Linked DNA regions of Homo sapiens: region 2 is linked to region 1. A link is a contact called in ENCODE Hi-C or POLR2A ChIA-PET data. All regions are on one chromosome and are shown on one strand. Each heading gives the region's core, a stretch centred on a gene start or an enhancer-like site at or near the end of the contact. The rest is flanking DNA. Distances are from core to core; before and after follow the strand shown. Region 1 overlaps FHOD3 (formin homology 2 domain containing 3). Region 2 overlaps FHOD3 (formin homology 2 domain containing 3).

Region 1 (4,556 bases), core at 981-3,480:
GTCACACAGCATTAATTACAGTACCTATATCGTGACATAATAGCAAAAATGGAGTTTGTACACTTGCAGTGCTTAGCATACTGCCTGGCAGATGATTAAGTGTTCCGTAAAGGCTAGCTGTTGTTGTGGCTGTTACTGTTATATTCATCTTTGCACTATATGGTACAACTCTCTTCATTTTACATCACACAGTTGGCACCACATCTTTAAATCCTATCATTTTTATTTAAAAACATAAAGAGTTGCTATTTATTCAGTGCCTACTATGAGCCAATGGCCATATATAAATTGGCACATAGCTATTTTGGGAGAGCTGGGTTCTGAACTTGCCCTCCCATGCTTCAATACCTCCACATCCTATGCCCAAGACCACAGTGATTCTAAACACCCCTCTGGTGAGGATTTGTGGAGACTGAGTGCTTCCCACTCCTTAGGAGCGGTAGTCTGTTCTCTGCCAGGTGCAGGCTGAGCTTCCAGTGCTGGTCTCTGCACCCTGCCCCACAACAAACCCCTGCCAGACTTCTCCCTGCAGCTCAAGTGGGCTCTCCACTGCCGCATCAGTACTCCTGGCCTGGAGCCCACCTAAGCATGGTCTCTTTTGCTCCTGGAACCAGCTGAGGCTAGGCCACATCTTCTCTCTGCTGCTCAAGGGTCAAGTATGTCTGTAGGTCAGACTACTGTTCTCCTGACTACAAGCTCAAGGCTTGGCTACAACTCCTGACTCCCACAAGACCCATTTATATATCCTTATCACTTTGCATTTATTAGAATGAGGACTTCTGTGAAACATACATTAGTCAATTTTTCTGTAACCCTAGTGTAACTTACATGGAAAAAAATTAGCAATTCTTATATGTAACTTTTTTCCTTCTTGACCATCAGTTGAAAGTATCGGCAGCCAAGAGGAGAGTTGCCCACTGCTGCTTCTCAATGCAGATTCCTCAGCTCCACTTGAACATTTCTGGTGAGACTGTGCCAGGTTCCTCTTCCTCTGAACAGGTTCGTGAAGCCTGGATGTAGACTGTCACACCTCTCTTATATAATCATTGTTCTCTCTTGCCAACTTGTTTTATGCTGGTGTCACATTCCATTATGTCAATTTTTTGGAGTGATGGATGTGTATGAAGCCGATTAGAATTGGATTTGTTGGCATTTCAGTTACTGAGAGTAGCATGAGATTAAGTCAAGGCTTGGTCCCCTAAAAGTGTTCAAGCATATTTCCTGAGAATTTGAAGCGTGAAACTTTGCTAAACGGACTTAAAATCAAAAAAAAGACTCTACTGTAAACCATGTAGTAGCCCAGAGTAACCAGTCAGCTGTGAAAGACAATTCATATCTCATTTAAGGAATCTGTTTCCATGACATTTGTTTGTAAAATGCCAATGGATTTTTTTAAACTAGAAATATATTCTATAGATCTGTGTTTTAGCTGATTATATTCTCTGAAAAAGAGTCAATTTTGACCCATGCACATGAATATTTAAGGTAGGTGCACAGAGTTCCAAATGCTTCTAAGAAAACTACCCTTTCCAATAGCCAAAACACTCTCTATCTCAGCATCATGTGGATTACATAACCAACGATCTGCCTTCCCCTAAGGCAGAATTTCTCAGATTCAACACTACTGACATTTTAAAACAGATAATTATTTGTTTGGCAGGGGGCTATCCTGCACTAAGTAGAACAGCATTCCTGGACTCCACCCACTAGATGCCAGCAGCACCACCCCGTCCCAGTTATAACAACCAAAAATGTGTCCAGATGTCTCCTAGGTGGCAAAATCACCCCGGTCAAGAACCACTGCCCGAAGGGACCACTGGGACCAATCCCGGCCTGCACAGTCCAATCTTCCCTGGACTCATCACATAGTCCCCTCCCTCTCCATGTGTCCCTCAATCTGGCTTATCTCTTGCCCTTCTCCGACCCCTCAATCTTCCTCTGTGCCCTGGGAACTCATGATCAGCCATCAGCAAAGTCCCCTATAGTCTCTATCTCTTCATGGAATATTCCTTTGACTTCCTTGCTCTAACACCAAATCTAAGAATACTGTTCCCCATAGCCCTCACACATAACACAGTGGATTCTTCTCTCATATGCCACATACTCTCCTTTGCCAATTTCCCCCAACCTCCCTCAAGAAACCCAGACCCTTGGGACAGGGGTTGGCAAACTACAGCCTGTGGGCTACATCTGGCCTACCACCTGTTTTTATACGGCCTGTGAGCTAAGAGTGGTTTTCACATTTTTAATGGTTGAAAAAAAATCAAAAGAATAATATTTCATGACATGTAAAATTCAAATCTCAGTGTCTATAAATAAAATGTCACTGGAATGCAGCCATGCTCATGCCAGTACCAGTGGCTGATGGCTGTTGACGTGCTACAAAGGCAGAATTCAGTTGAGTAGTTGCAATAGAGACCGTCTGGTACTCCAAGTTTAACATGTTACTTGGCCCTTGACAGAGAAAGTTTGCAGACCCTGCTGCTGAGGCACGTGGCACTAGTCTGGACCCTCCACTCCCTAACCAGTTGTCAACATCCACTATCTGCCAGGTCACTCTTCCACGTATATTAAAATATACACATGACTGAAAGCTGCATGGCACAACTGTTAACATTAGTGACTAAATGAAGTTCAAAATTACTTCTATAGTTTGGAATGTTGTGTGGAAATCAGCAGGATGAAACTGAAAGTTCACGTGTTAAGTCCCATGCAGTGTTTGGTATCAGAAGGACTGACACACAGAGCAGGAAGCAGCCCTGTTTTTGTCAACAGAGGAAGAACCAGGATAAACAGAATAGTTCAAGGGCAGATGGGGTACCTCAGGAGAAAGAGCACCCATGCCTGGAAGTGTACCCCATCTCTTGGGAACTTGACAGAAAGGGCTCCTGCTTTGGGCTAAATTTTAAGAACTTTCTAGCACTAAGATTTTTTCCCCTTCCAATGAAATTTGTAAACTTTAAGTGCAAAGATGAAACTCATTATGACACACATGGTCCCATAAAGATGCTTTTAGTTGACCAATGACCAATAAACTTGTACCTTACTGGGCAAATGCTCAGTGTAGAGTTGTATTTCCTAAGAAACCAAAGCAAACAAATCTGAGTTCAAGCTCTTATTAGTCTTTATTAGAATTAAAGCACATAGCTGGCTTAAGTCTACAGGGAGACTAAGCATTTCTCTCCAAGTCTTTGAATTTTTGTATTTACCTCAAACAAAAAAATACCTACAAGGAATGTAAATCAAATTGTCTCTCTAATCATCTCGCTTGAAGAATATGTTTAGGAGTGGTTGGCTGGGATGTGGTTGACTGGGAAGGAGTCTGTATACTTTGGATATTAAGAGCCAAGGGCCCAGCCCTTGGTCATAGCCCTTAGTCCTGTGATTTGGAATAGGCACTTAGCCCCATCTGTTTTCTCACTTGTACAATGAGGTTAATAAAACCTGTCCTGTCTGAATCTTACAGAGGATGATCGTGAGAGTTAAATTCAAATGATGCAAAAGGACCATCTGAGTGGAGACTGCCCTATATTTTTTTAGAACAATATGAACCCCTTTCTAAAACATATTTCTCCCTTCTTTACAAAAGTTGGCATCACTTGGGTGACTGAGTTATAAAATCTAGCCCCAAATCCTTCATATGTGGCATCTGAAGGCATGTTGCTATAAGCTAGCGTTAGGTGCGGCCAGGGCGTTTGCAGGGATGAAGAGCAATGTGCATATATGTACATGAGGCAGCTTCTGTGTCTTTCAAGGTCTGCAGGGGACAGAACACAATGAGCCACTTGACTCTGAGGTACTGTTTGAGGCACAGATGTTGAGCAGGTGACTAAGCTATGCAGGAAGAAATCATTTCCCAATCAGCATTTCACCACTGCATTCCCACTATCGCACTCCCACCTCATCAAAATCATGCCGTCACTTTGGGGCCACAGGCAAAATCCCTCCAACAGGCTTCGTAAATGAAGTCACTTCATAATCATCAATCTAGATAGATAAAACATCACCTATCTTTACAAGCTGCAAAGTATATTTTGCTCAAATGCTACTAAATTAATGTTGAAGTAATAATTCCAGTAAAGTGAAATTCCAAAAAGAATGAAGCAAACAGCATTCAGAGTGGCATCTCTGGCCTCCTGTTTCAGATCCTACCGAGCCCAGCACTTCAAGACTGTGAACCGTGCCCAGGATGGTCCACTTCCGTATCATCATCCTTACCAGCCTATTGCAAAGCATTGTCACCTGAACTCACAACACAGGAATCCTCGAAAAGTGTAACAGCAAGAAACAGACAAGGAACAAACATGATGAAGCAGGAGAACACCAAGTACTACTGACAAGGTCCACCTAACTCCTACCCTCAGCATCTTCGGTGGCTTTATATACAGGCCTTTTTCAGAGGATTGTGTACAATTTCCTCAATTCTCTTCATGTTAACTTCTCAAGCCAGCTGGAAGAGAGCTTCGAGGGCTTTTTCTTTGAGAATTGGCTGAGTTTCTTTAAGATTCTAGATCACAAAATGCAATGCTCATGGTAAAGGTTCTCTTTCCTTAATA
Region 2 (4,556 bases), core at 924-3,423, 49 kb after region 1:
GTAAATACTTTGCTTCCACAGCAAGTCAGAGTGTCTTGTTCAACAAAACAATGCACAAGCATTTGGTTAATGACAGGTAATGCATGTCCGAAAAAGGAAGGCTTTCCACCAATTCCAGCATGCAACAGTATTCCTGGGCAACCTAGGCAAATGATTTGATGATCCCTCTGCATCTAGAAGTATGAGGAATGGGACTGATGATGTCAGGAACACCTTTAACATGACATTGCCATCTCTTCAAGGCTAGGATTCTATTATTTACATTACGTAACTTACAAAGGTCTTCAGCTCTCACCCCCATATTTGGGTCATCTGAGCAGATCACACAACAGTGACATGCCAGTGGCTCCAAGACCAGAGGGCTCACCGAATCTCCTCTCCTTGCCCATCAGCCAGTGTCTCCTGGGGCACATGGAGCACCAGGCTCCATGGCACTTAGCTCTCTTTGGGAATATTTCCTTCATCTCCAAACCAGTGTGTCCAAAGTTTTCTTGCCAACAAACCCCAATGTCCAACTCTTCTACTGCCATTGGCACTGCCATATTTCTAGCTGCAGAGTCAAACTGTGACCCCCAACCTTTGATTCCTTTTATTTTCCTATATCCAGAAATCTCCTCCTAGAAGGCTAGTCCTCAAAATGTCTCTATTTTTTCATTATTCTGTTTCCACTGCTACTCTCACCTCACAGCTGTGATACTGAGCTAACCCTTCCCACCCAGCTTTCCCATCCCTGTCAATTTCCCCTCCTCCACCACTCCATTCTACACACCACGTTACTTATTTTTTCTTCATTTTGCAGTCCTAAACAAACTTTCAGCAATGTCCCCAGTGTTGGGGGTGGGGTGGCTGGCGGGTGGGCTCATAGGTTCTCTAATGTATATGACAGAGAAAGAGAGAGCGCATGAGCACGAGCATGTATGTATGTGTGTGTACGTGCGTGCAAGGAGGGCCTTGGCCAGGGCTCCTCCAGATAGGCCTACATAGGAGTAGGGAGGCCTGCACACCCTCACACAAGTAGAAAGGAAGTCTGGAGACCTGTGATCAGCAATATGGGGCACAGATGGAAGGATGAGATCCAATGGGGCTGATGGGAACTTAGACAGAGCAAGGCAAGCTAACCTGGAGAGCAATGCAGACAGGGAAGCTTCCATGCCAGCGCCCTGAGGCACCCCTAAGAGGCAGCAAGGAGGTGAGAGTTTGCCAGGCTCAGGGCCCTGAGGCCTTCCCCTTGGGCCAAAAGAGGATCCATAGAGATAAAGAGACAGACTCTCTGTGCTGGGTGACAAAGGGCCATGCTGTATAGACTGAATCATCTTACTCCAATTAATTAGAATTCCAGATGTATGAAGAGAAAAAAATCCACATCCTGTGATAAGTCATGGGCCTGGCATCTGCCTCTTACCTCTGACTGGAGAGTTTAAAGATTGGCTCTTGTAAATAGAAAGAAACACTTTATTGAAAACACTTTTTTCTTTCTTTTAAAAAGTCATTATTTGGCTACGAATGCATTATTTTCTCCCCTGGCTATGAGTCTCAAATATCTGCAAATATGCATTGCATAATGAGCCTCTGGCAGGCTGCAAAATCACATCTTGTTGCCTTTCATGGAAGAAAAATGATGAATTATGAAAACACAGTGACAAGATGTTTCTGCTCCAGTACTTCCTTTATCAACTCTGTGACTGTATAAGGCAAAGGCAACTGGATGTCAAGGTAACCTTTCCAGGTTAAGATAAATCTGACTCTTTGTCAAAAGGAAATGCTAGGGCCCCTGGCTTTGCTGATTTCTTAATTTGAATTGGGGAAAACCCATTGCAGCTGTATTGACCAAACTGTATGTTTAAGGAGGAGACTGAGGCCTCCTTCTCAAAATCTAAGGGTCTTGGGTTGATGTATCTGTTGTTCTTTTCAATTTCTCATTATTCAGATGGGGGTGAGGGAAGAGTATCAGCAGACACTCTATTGGTTTTGTAAATAAGAGGTGATCTCATTAGAACTATGTAGACTGGAAATAAACTTGGCAGCTACTGCCTTTGTTAACTTTCAGCAACTCGCCTAGAACAGAGCACACCCTGCAGGGGGGCAGGAGACCTTCATGTGACATCACAGTTAGTGGGATGGGCTGTGGCATCACTGTTCCCCAGAATTCTCCTTTCCAACAACACAGTGAACTCCAAGGCACAGGCTGACTCTTGGCTCCACTCTCTTGTCCTCATTATGACCAGCACAGTGCAGAACACAGGAGCCAGAGACTATTCTAGACCTGCCTTTGGGAAAATAAAAGATGAAGACAGAAATCCACACAGATCCAGTGCTGACGGCCCAAATGGCTAGGGAGGAGGCGAGTGTGCCACCTTAGACAGAGGCCCTGAAGAGGCAGCCCAGAGTCCTGAACCACCACTGAGGAAGCACACACCGAGTGCACCGTGTAGGATGGGGAGGCTGGGAAAGCACAATTCCTACAAATGTATTTTTGAAACTTTTTAATTTTATAATTTTTCCATGTTATTTAGAAATGCAATAAAGATTTTCCTGTGTGTTTATTCTTTCCTGATTGTTTATTTTCCTTACAGAATGATTCCAAAGTAATATCAATATGATGCTGTTGCCACATCAGAGACTCTGAGCCATGGCATGCATTTCTGTTATTTCTGTTTTTTTTTTTCTCTGCTGCTCTTCTTCTTTTCCTCCTCCGTGGTCCTTCTCCTCCCTCTTTTCTATCTCTCCCTCTTCTTTTCTTTGTGCCTTTCCTCTCTTAGTCTATTTTTGCTGCTATAAAGAGAAATACCTGAGACTGGGTAATTTATGAAGAACAGAAATTTATTTCTCACAGTTCTGGAGGCTGGGAAGTCCCAGATCAAGGCACTGACTGTGAGGGCCCAGTCTCTCTGCATCCAAGATGGTGCCTGTTGCTGTATCTTCTGGAGGGCAGGAAGGTTGTGCCCTCACATGGCAGAGAATCAAAAGAGAGCAAATGCACTCCTTCCACAAATCCTTCTTATAATGGCATTAATCCATTCATGACAGCAGAGCTTTCATGACCTAAACACCTCTTGACACTGTTGCATTGGGGATCACGTTTACACCACAAAAATTTAGGGAGGCACATTCAGACCACAGCATTCTCTATGTAATCTCTCCCTGCTCACAGTGATTCTTCCCCATACCCATCCCACCTTCCCTAACCTTGCCCTCACTCTATTCTCTGTCTGGTGATGAGCTAACAGACTGTCAGTTTTTCTATTGTAAGCATGTTAGGTTTTATTTCCTTTTAGAAATAGGGCAAGTTGTTGGTGTTTTATCATGGCCATCATAAAACCATAAAGATATCTTAATTCAGCTGTGTCATGTACAAAAAGTCAATCTTTCTTGCAAAATCTCTTCCCATCTCCCTAGCTTTTATGTCCTTGAGACCATTCAGAGTGCCTTGGGGAGGGAGCAGGTTCCAAATGAACATGAAAGTTAGGGAGGCTTCCCAGCACAAGCAAGGAAAAAGGAGAAAAAACTGAAACAGGATATGAGATATAAATCTTCCCTCGGTCTGGCTGATGCAACCTAGAAAGCCCAGCATTTCACTCAGTGTCCAAGGTCACCTACATCAGTTTCAAAACAGAGTCACTTCCATTTTCCATAGAAAACAAAGCCAAACATTTTTTTTTAAAGATTTTCAATCTTCTGAGGGAAAGCATAGCTGTTTCTAATCTGAAATGGGGAAAAATTCTCTCATCAATAAGTACTAGAAAAAGAAAACCTGAGGGCAAGATGTGAGGGTCACCCACGGATATGGGACCCCATGGGGATTCGCATGCCAGTGCCAGCCACAGAGAAAAAGCCCTTCCAACCACACAAGGACACAATCACCAGGATTCTGAGAAGCCTGAGAAGGAGATACAGCCTAAAACTAGAACCATACTCCTCCCCAAATCAAACCAGGGCTGAGTGCTCCCAAAGGACAGCAGAATCCTTGGGAGGCAGGTGACTCCAGGGGTAGGGCCAGGGGATGGACTCCCCAGCAGAGCACAGCACTGTGAACAGCAGCCTGGAAAGGCTCACTCTAGTGGGGGTGGGCAGTGAACACAGGGATGGGGGACAGTCTGGGCAGACCACATGTGATATGGTTTGGTTCTCTGTCCCCACCCAAATCTCACCTTGAATTGTAATAATTCCCACATGTCATGGGAGGGACCCAGTGGGAGGTAAGTGAATCATGAGGGTGGGTTTTTCCCATGCTTTTCTCATGATAGTGAATAAGTCTTCTGAGATCTGATGGTTTTATAAAGGGTGGCTCCCCTGCACACACTCTCTTGCCTGCCACCATGTAAGATGTGCCTTTGCTCCTCCTCCGCCTTCCGCCATGATTTTGAGGCCTCCCCAGCCATGTGGAACTGTGAGTCCATTAAACCTCTTTCCTTTATAAATTACCCAGTCTCAGGTATGTCTTTATTAGCGGTGTGAGAACAGATTAATCCAATATGCTTTTCAGGGACCCTACAAAGCTATGCTGATTCTGTGACCTGTTTAATTCAGGTTCAAATTCTGTATCCAGGCCCTCAAGA

The links. A loop is a pair of places that touch in the nucleus more often than their neighbours do. ChIA-PET counts read pairs that join two places held with the same protein, here RNA polymerase II (POLR2A). Pooled maps may share reads with other maps.
Region 2: a map of ascending aorta shows a loop between it and region 1 (2.2-fold over the local background). The contact joins two enhancer-like sites. A Hi-C loop is called at or near these places in 5 of 168 maps with a recorded cell type or tissue (GM12878, Right ventricle myocardium inferior, ascending aorta and 2 more), 2 of 37 single-sample maps with no recorded cell type and 7 of 50 pooled maps. POLR2A ChIA-PET finds 5 or more read pairs at or near these places in 1 of 52 experiments (T-cell).

Annotation. Positions count from the first base shown.
Region 1 is chr18:36,627,090-36,631,645 of GRCh38, reverse strand. The region is part of intron 10 of FHOD3 (formin homology 2 domain containing 3); the gene reads right to left. Among named protein-coding and RNA genes, the nearest start is that of TPGS2, 200 kb to the left of the region's middle. Within about 2 kb of position 2,230, at least 3 of the 41 ENCODE cell types and tissues checked have a DNase peak (open chromatin) inside an H3K27ac peak, as active enhancers do; they include ascending aorta, where a contact is called at or near this core.
Region 2 is chr18:36,578,053-36,582,608 of GRCh38, reverse strand. All of the region lies in intron 6 of FHOD3 (formin homology 2 domain containing 3), which reads right to left. Among named protein-coding and RNA genes, the nearest start is that of TPGS2, 250 kb to the left of the region's middle. Within about 2 kb of position 2,173, at least 10 of the 41 ENCODE cell types and tissues checked have a DNase peak (open chromatin) inside an H3K27ac peak, as active enhancers do; they include ascending aorta, where a contact is called at or near this core.